2 separate regions of the Homo sapiens genome follow, and region 2 is linked to region 1. A link is a loop called in an ENCODE intact Hi-C map of the cell type or tissue named here. Cell type or tissue: sigmoid colon. All regions are shown on one strand. Each heading gives the region's core, and the rest is flanking DNA. Links, peaks and the distances in the headings are about the cores only. Region 1 overlaps SULT2B1 (sulfotransferase family 2B member 1). Region 2 holds the start of LMTK3 (lemur tyrosine kinase 3).

Region 1 (4,381 bases), core at 182-4,181:
AGACCTCATCTCTAAAAATAATAATAGGCCAGGTGTGGTGGCTCATGCCTATAATCCCAGCACTTTGGGAGGCTGAGGTGGGCGGATCACCTGAGGTCAGGAGATCGAGACCATCCTGGCTAACATGGTGAAACCCCGTCTCTACTAAAAATACAAAAAATTAGCCGGGCGTGGTGGCGGGCGCCTGTAGTCCCAGCTACTCGGGAGGCTCAGGCAGGAGAATCTTGAACCTGGGAGGCAGAGGTTGCAGTGAGCCGAGATCGCGCCACTGCACTCCAGCCTGGGGAACAGAGTGAGACTCTGTCTCAGAAAAAAAAAACAAAAACAAAAACGGAAAACAAAAACCAGCAAAAACCAGAGTCACTCTCCCTTCTGGGTGTTTGTCCAAGAGAAATGGAAGCCTATATGTTCAAACCAACATCTACACTTGACCCTCATCTACACTCATGTTTATAGCCACTGTACTCATAATTGCCAAACCCTGGGAACAGCTCAAACGTCCTTGCATGGGTAAGTGGATAAACAGCAGTATTCTGTGCCATGCGATACTACTCAGCGATGAAAAAGAACTGGCCGGGCTCGGTGGCTCACGCCTGTAATCCCAGTACTTTGGGAGGCTGACGCAGGCAAATCACCTGAGGTCAGGAGTTTGAGACCAGCCTGGCCAACATGGCGAAACCCCGTCTCTAATAAAATACAAAAATTAGCTGGGTATGGTGGTGCACGCCTGTAATCCCAGCTTTTTGGGAGGCTGAGGCAGGAGAATCACTTGAACCTGGGAGGTGGAGGTTGCAGTGAGCCCAGATCGCGCCATTGCACTCCAGCCTGGGCAACAAGAGTGAAACTCCGCCTCAGAAAAAAAAAAAAAAAGAACAAACCGGCGGTTCCCACAGCCACAGGGAAGGCTCTCCCAGGCATTGCACTGAGTGAAAGAGCCAGACTTGGAAGGTAAACTCTGTGTAATTCCATCTCTGTGACTGTGGTTGGCCAAATCACAGCCTCCAATGATGTTGTCGTCCTAATCCTTGAAATCTGAGACTGTGTTCCACAAATGGCCAAACGGACTTTGCAGATGTGATTAACAATCTTGACGAGGTGGCTCATGCCTCTAATCCCAGCACTTTAGGAAGCCGAGACAGGTGGATCACTTGACATCAGGAGTTTGAGACCAGCCTCGGCAACATGGCGAAACCCCATCTCTACTAAAAATACAAAATTAGCCAGGCGTGGTGGCGCATGCTTATAATCCCAGCTACTCAGGAGCCTGAGGCAGGAGAATCACTTTAACCTGGGAGGCGGAGGTCATGGTGAGCTGGGATCATGTCACTGCACTCCAGCCTGGGTGACAGAGTGAGTCTGTGTCTCAGAACAAAAAACCAATCTTGAGGCCAGGCATGGTGGCTCATGCCTGTAATCCCAACACTTTGGGAGGCCTAGATGGGAGGACTGCTTGAGGCCAGGAGTTCAAGACCAGCCTGGGCTACACAGAGTGAGAACCCAATCTCTTTAAAAAATAAGAAAAAAAAGAAAGAAAACTCCTGGGCTCAAGCGATCCTCCCACCTCAGCCTCCTAAAGTGCTGGGATTACAGATAGATGTCACTGAATCCAGTGAGTTACAATTTTAGATAAAAATTTATCTAAAATTTATCATATATATATATATATATATATATATATATATATATGTTTTTTTTTTTTTTTTTTTTTGAGACGGAGTCTCTCTCTGTCGCCCAGGCTGGAGTGCAGTGGCGCGATCTTGGCTCACTGCAAGCTCCGCCTCCTGGATTCACGCCATTCTGCTGCCTCAGCCTCCTGAGTAGCTGGGACTACAGGCGCCCGCCACCACGCCCTGCTAATTTTTTGTATTTTTAGTAGAGACAGGGTTTCACCATGTTACCCAGGATGGTCTCGATCTCCTGACCTTGTGATCTGCCTGCCTCAGCCTCCTAAAGTGCTGGGATTACAGGCGTGAGCCACCACGCCCAGCCTAAAATTTATCTAACATTTAATCTAAAATTTGTCATTTATCTAAATGCTAAATGCTGCTAGAACGGTGGCGTCAGGGAGGCCCCTCTGGGAACTCGACATCTGAGCAAAGACTGAAGGTAGCGAGAGAGGGAGCGGTGTGTGGGGACCAGAAGGAAGAGTGAGCGCAAAGAAGTGAGTGGTGGGCTGCTGGGATTCTGGGGCCTGAGTGGGACTGGAGCTGGGGGGCCCTGAGCGGCCCACCCTTCCAGGAATGCGATCGGACAGCAGGAGGGATTTCTCAGCAGCCCTGGCGGTGCCGCTGACTCACTGCCAGCGTCTGTGATCAACTCGCCTTTGGAGAGAGAGCATTGCCAAGACTCCCCCACCACCAGCCTGAGCTGGGTTCAATGCGCTTCACTCCCAGGACGCGCCAAGCAGTGTCCCGGCGCCCTGCCCTGCCTCTGTCCGGGCTGTTCTCCCCGCCAGGCTCTCCCTCACTTGGAGCCCATCTGGGCAGGCGTCCCCAGCTCAACCTCTCAGCAGGATGACTCACCCTTGGCCGTGGCGCAGAGATACTCTCTTGGCAGGAGTGTGACTGGCATAACCTCTTAGGGAGATCGTTTGGGAACATTTACAGGATTCAAGGCCAGCTCCTTCTCTGTCTTCAGGGCTTGGGTCTTCCCTGACCACCTTGGCTAAAGCAAGAGACCTCCCACCCCGTGCACATTACTGCCCATCTCCGCATCCTGCTGGCCTCCTTTGCGGCCCTTTTTAATACTTTTTTTTTTTTTTTTTGAGATGGAGTCTCACTCTGTTGCACAGGCTGGAATGCAGTGGCTTGATCTTGGCTCACTGCACCCTCGACCTCCACCCTCCGGCTCCTGGGCTCAAACGATCCTCCCACCTCAGTTTCCCCAGTAGCTGGGACTACAGGTGTGTGCCACCACACTCAGCTAATTCTTAAATTTTTTGTAGAGACAGGGGTCTCGCTATGTTGCCCAGACTGGTCTTGAACTCCTGGGCTCGTGGGATTCTCCTGCCTTGGCCTCCCAAAGTGCTGGGATTACAGGCATAAGCCACCGTGCCCTGCTTATTTTTATTTTTTGGATACAGGGCCTTGCTCTGTTGCTCAGGCTGGAGTGCAGTGATGCGGTCACAGCTTACTGCAGCCTCAGTCTCCTAGGCTCAAGTGATTTTCCTGCCTCAGCCTAGCCTCCTGAGTAGCTGGGACTACAGGCATACACCACCACACCTGGCTAATGTTTACATTTTTTGTAGAGATAGAGTCTCACCACATTGCTCAGGTTGGTCTTGAACTCCTCAGCTCAAGCGACCCTCCCACTTCAGCCTCCCAGAGTGCTGGGGTTACAGGCGTGAGCCACCGCACCTGGTCTGTTGCCTTCTTTAAATCTGCCTTCCTCACTAGCAGGAGAGCTGGGAAGTGGCAGAATTTTTCCCTGTGCTATGTCCTTCCTACCTTCAAAGCCAATGTCCGACACACGGGTAACACTGTGTTCTTTTTTTGTTGTTGTTGAGACAGAGTCTCGCTCTGTCGCCCAGGCATGATCTTAGTTCACTGCAACCTCTGCCTTCTGGGTTCAAGCGATTCTCCTGCCTCAGACTCCTGAGTAGCTGAGATTACAGGCGTGCACCACCACGCCTGGCTAATTTTTGTATTTTTAGTAGAGACGGGATTTCTCCATGTTGGTCAGGCTGGTCTCAAACTCCTGACCTCGTGATCTGCCCGCCTCAGCCTCCCAAAGTGCTGGGATTACAAGTGTGAGCCACCGTGCCTGGTTAAATACTGTGTTCTATTTGCCAGATCCCCGAATGAACCTGACCCCCTAGAAACATAAGGAATAGACAGATGCCCTTGAGGAAGCGCGCAGTGAAATATATCCCAGGGCGATCATGGCAATGATGTTCCAAGAGAGGCCAGAAACAACAGGGGACGGGGTAAATGAGTCTGGACCTGGAAAAACGCTGGAATTCAGCCACTCAAAAGGAGTTTACATCTTGACAGGGACTTGGGTTATACATGCATCTCTGCATCTCTCCCTCTCCCTCTCTTTTTTTTTAAAACAGAGTCTTGCTCTATCGCCCAGGTTGGAGTGCAGTGACACAATCACGGCTCACTGCAACTAGCACCTCCCAGGTTCAAGTGATTCTCATGTCTCAACTTCCCAAGAAGCTGGGATTACAGGTGTGTGCCAACACGTCCCTCTAATTTTTTTTTTTTTTGACAGAGTCTCACTGTGTCACCAAAGCCGGAGTGCAGTGACACAATTTTGGCTCACTGCAACCTCTGCCTCCCGGGTTCAAGTGATTCTCCCATCTCAGCCTCCTGACTAGCTGGGATTACAGGAGCACACTGCCACGCCCAGCTAATTTTTTATATTTTAGTAAAAACGG
Region 2 (4,381 bases), core at 113-4,112, 58 kb after region 1:
ATCTTTTGTATGAGGCAAGTGCTGTGGTTGTGTAATGTCTGCGTAACCGCACGGGAAACGTGGGTATTTGCGACCCGTGTGTCTGTGCGCGTGTCTGTGTCTGTGTTGTGGGTGTGTGACTCTTTGTATGTGTTATGTGTGCCAGTGTGTGTTTATGTATGTGATGTGTGACTGTGGTGGGGTTCTGTGTCTTTGTAACCTTGTGTGAAAGGTGTGTGTATTTGTGATGTGTGTGTCCATGTCTGTTTAGGTATGTGATGTGTGCAACTCTGTGTGTCTGTGTATTTGATCTGTGTGCCTATGTCTGTGCTTATGTATGTGTGACTGTGTATATGTGCATGTTATATGTGTCTGTATGTATCAGTGTGTGGTGTATTTATGTGTATTTTTGCATGTGATTTATGTAGCCCTGTATGTATGAGTTGTGTGTGCCCGCATGCATGTGTATGTAGTGTGTCTGTGTGTATCCATGTGAGTGAAGCTTGTGTCCGTGTGAGTGATGCATGTTACGTGTCCGTATACATGCATGTATTATGTTTCTGTGTACTCATGTATGTGATGTGCCTGTCTCTGTGTAGCTGCTGTGTCCGTGTCTATGTTAGTTCATGTGATGTGTGTGTCTGCGTGTGTCTGTGCAATTGCTGTCTGTGCATGTCTGTGTGACGTGCATGTATGTGATACTTGTGTCTGTGGGTATTCTTTGTTGCCCATTTGTCTAGGGACTGTCTGCGTGGCTGTGACTATGAGTGTCAGCATGTCACAGTGGTGTCCGTGGGGATCTTTGTCTGTGGCGTGTGCGTCTGTGGATCTGGGGCTTTACTTTGTCCGGGGCATGTGTGGGTCTTTGTGATGCTTTGACGTTCCTGCGTGGCCGGGTGCATCTGTGCTGGAAGCTGGCCTGCCTGTGCGTTTCCAGTGCGGTCCCTGCGTCTTTGTGTGTGACGTGTACGTGTCCCCGTCTGCTGATGGCTGTCCACCTTTGTATGTGATGCGCTTGTCTATGAGGGTCCCTGCGACGTGTGTCAGCTGTGTGTGGGCTGCGCGTGCCTGACATCTGCATCTTAGCGTGTAGCACATGTGTCCATGCTGGTGGCATGTCACAGCGGTGTCCGGGCCAGGCACCCGTGGGCCCTGCCCCCCCACCCCCGCTGCAAGTGTGTGCCGGTCCCTGTCTGTCCCTCCCCCTCCCATTTCCTCCCCTCCCTCCTGGCAGCCAATGCTACGGGGGAGCCAGTTGCCATGACGACGCTCCATCCTCCCTCCTCCCACCCTTCCTGTGACAGGCTCTCTGCTCCCCCAATCCTGGCTGCCCTCGGGGGCGGGGCCCTCTTTCTCGCCCCCCCCATCCTACCCTCTCCCCCCCACCCCAGCAACCCCGGCTCCCCAGCATCTCTCCTCTGTCCGCCTCTCCATCCCTTCATCCGTCTGTCCCTTCAAAGAGGGGGAGGGGGGTACCTGAGCCAGCAAGCAGCCCCTCCCTCCCCCTGTCCTGCGTCTCCTGCCCCTCTCCTGGGCCGGGAGGAGGCCAGGGTCGCGCGGGTCCCCATGGCTGGGGGCTGAGGGCCCGCCCCCCCCTCCTCCCCAGCCGCCACCACCTCCACCTCCCTGCCATCCTCGACAAGATGCCTGCCCCCGGCGCCCTCATCCTCCTTGCGGCCGTCTCCGCCTCCGGCTGCCTGGCGTCCCCGGCCCACCCCGGTGAGTCTGTCGGGCCATCAGTCTGTCCGGTGGCCCCCACCCCCGCGGCGGCCTCGCTGTCTGCCCAGGGGTCTGTCTGCGGGTCCTGCCCCGTCACCTGGTGCGCGTCTTCCCGCAGCCCAGCAGGGCCCGGAGCGGCGGGGACGGTGCCTCTGTCAGCAGGGCCTGTGGGAGGGAGGCTGGGGGCTGGGTGGGGAGGGGGCTCCGTTTGGGCAACATGTGTGTATGCGTGCACGCATGTGTTTGTGCTGGTGTGTGCAGGAAGAAGGGGAAGGACAGGGCCTCTGGGAGAATTGGGGGCAGAGGACAGGAATACTATTTCTAAGGGGGACACAACACGGGAGGCTGTCTCTGGCTTCTGGAGAGACCCAGGGCTTGCGGAGTTCCCTTCTCTGGGTCTTGGGCTGGGGATAGAGAACATCGGTGTGCGCCAAGCGTCCCTAAAAGAGACAGATCTCAACCCCACAAACTGGGGGGTTCCAGCATGGGGCAAGAATCTTCTCCCAGCCTGCAGCTGAGAGCTAGTCCTCCTCCCCAACGAGGGGTAATGAGGCTGTCCACGGGAGCGTATTTTAAATTCTGCAAGCTCCAGACTTCACTATCACTCCTCTTTCCTTCAACCCTCATTGGAATTCATCCAAGCCTGGGGTGAGGGGATGGGGTGGGATGAGGTGGCGGGGGTCCCAGTTTGGGACGAGAAGAGAGACCCCACCCCCAATCCAACCACTTGGGAAGGCCCCAAACTACAACTCCCACAATGCCTTGGGCCACTCTGCACCTCTGCCAAGGGACCCTGGTCGCAGAGCATCACGGGAGTTGTAGTCCAAGACGTGCCGGGACGGGAGGGGGCATGATTCCGGTATCCAGGGACTTGAAGCTGGGACCCCAGCCCAGCCCTGTGCCCACAGATGGATTCGCCCTGGGCCGGGCTCCTCTGGCTCCTCCCTACGCTGTGGTCCTCATTTCCTGCTCCGGCCTGCTGGCCTTCATCTTCCTCCTCCTCACCTGTCTGTGCTGCAAACGGGGCGATGTCGGCTTCAAGGTGAGGTGCATGAGGGGATTCAACTTGGGGAGGAAGACTCCAGCAAGGCCTTTACCCCCTACACAGGTGGTTGGTGGGGAGAAGGGGGCAGTAAATCCGAGAGCACCTTCCAGCTTGAAGCTATGGCAAGATCTGGAGCCTTGGGATGGGGAAATGGGGGATGGAAATTGGGCTGGGACTGGGAGACAGTTACAAAAATGAAGGGGAGACAAACTTAAGAGAAAGACGATGGCGTGTCTCTCAGCCCTGCGTTCTCCCACCCCTCTTCTCCTCTCCTGGCCCCAGGAATTTGAGAACCCTGAAGGGGAGGACTGCTCCGGGGAGTACACTCCCCCTGCGGAGGAGACCTCCTCCTCACAGTCGCTGCCTGATGTCTACATTCTCCCGCTGGCTGAGGTCTCCCTGCCAATGCCTGCCCCGCAGCCTTCACACTCAGGTACTGCCCCACGCCATGACCAGCATCCCATGGTGTCCCGGGAAAGGCCAGAAGATGTTGAGTGTGTTCCTTCAGGGGCTGGGGCGGTTGAGACCAGCGGCAGCCAATGGGAAAGGCATAGGTGGGAGCGCTGGAATCTTGGAAGCAGCCTATGGGGAGGCAGACAAAGATCATCTTGGTGGAAGCCATTGCTTAATCCAAAACCAGATTTGGGGATTTTTAAGGGGCAAGCGGTGGTGAGATTACCATAGAGCACAGTCTCAGAGGCAGCCAATGGGAGGCTGAAATCACATCATAGGAGCTTGGGATGCCAAAAGGAAGGACTGATTGGATGCTGGAGCCTTGTGAGCAGCCAATGAGGAAGCTGAGATTCTGACATGGAATGTGGGTGGCAGCCAATGAAAAGAGAGTGATGTCTGCTCTGTCTCAGTCCCCACTGACCTGGGGTGTGTTGGTAGCACTCAGGAAGGGGGAGAGACTCAGGGGCTTTCCCCTCTTGCCCTCCCCAGACATGACCACCCCCCTGGGCCTTAGCCGGCAGCACCTGAGCTACCTGCAGGAGATTGGGAGTGGCTGGTTTGGGAAGGTGAGTGGGCTGGGGAGGGGAGGCAGGGCTCCATGGATCCCGAGCTGTCCTCCTGTTCTGTGTCCACACCCCTGCTCTCACCACTTCTCATCTGTCCCTCGCCTCCTCCCCATGCCCCCTCAGCCTCCCATCCCCCCTCCGTCCACCTCTCACCGGCTCCCACCCGCCCCATCCCCGACATCTGTCAGTCAGCGCCTCCCTCCTCACTCCATTGACCACTCCGCCGCGCCACCCGGCTCTCCACGCGTCCGTCCGTCTGTCCATCCTTCCATCCGTCCCTGCGTCCATCGGATTCTGGGCCCGTGAGTGTCTCACCCCATGTCTGGTGGGGGTCAAGGGTGGTGGGATGTGGAGGGAGAAGCTGGGAAGGAGCCGGGGGTTGGGAGCTGTGTGGTGGAGTGGAGCTGGTCCCAGGGGACGGGGCTGGGGAAACGGCACTCGCTGACTCCTGGGTGCCCCTTGACCAGGTGATCCTGGGAGAGATTTTCTCCGACTACACCCCCGCCCAGGTGGTGGTGAAGGAGCTCCGAGCCAGCGCGGGGCCCCTGGAGCAACGCAAGTTCATCTCGGAAGCACAGCCGTACAGGTACTGAGGGTTTCTCAGTGGGTGTGTGCCTTG

What was found. Peaks named below come from ENCODE experiments on the same cell type or tissue, not always from the same donor. Only the 100,000 strongest peaks of a DNase experiment are listed, where the experiment ranks them.
Region 2: a loop joins it to region 1, with 2.7 times the contacts of the local background. A loop is called at or near these places in 15 of 110 quality-filtered maps.

What each region holds. Positions count from the first base shown.
Region 1 is chr19:48,566,669-48,571,049 of GRCh38, reverse strand. The region is part of intron 1 of SULT2B1 (sulfotransferase family 2B member 1); the gene reads right to left. Among named protein-coding and RNA genes, the nearest start is that of SULT2B1, 17 kb to the right of the region's middle. In sigmoid colon, for the core only: no CTCF peak of the experiment used is centred there; a DNase peak (open chromatin) is centred at 2,509.
Region 2 is chr19:48,508,818-48,513,198 of GRCh38, reverse strand. LMTK3 (lemur tyrosine kinase 3) reads left to right here and starts at 1,364. Exons shown (of 15, transcript NM_001388485.1): 1 at 1,364-1,698; 2 at 2,607-2,740; 3 at 3,026-3,176; 4 at 3,686-3,762; 5 at 4,230-4,348. The coding sequence starts at 1,623. In sigmoid colon, for the core only: no CTCF peak of the experiment used is centred there; a DNase peak (open chromatin) is centred at 2,488; H3K27ac peaks cover 979 bases; H3K27me3 peaks cover 2,601 bases.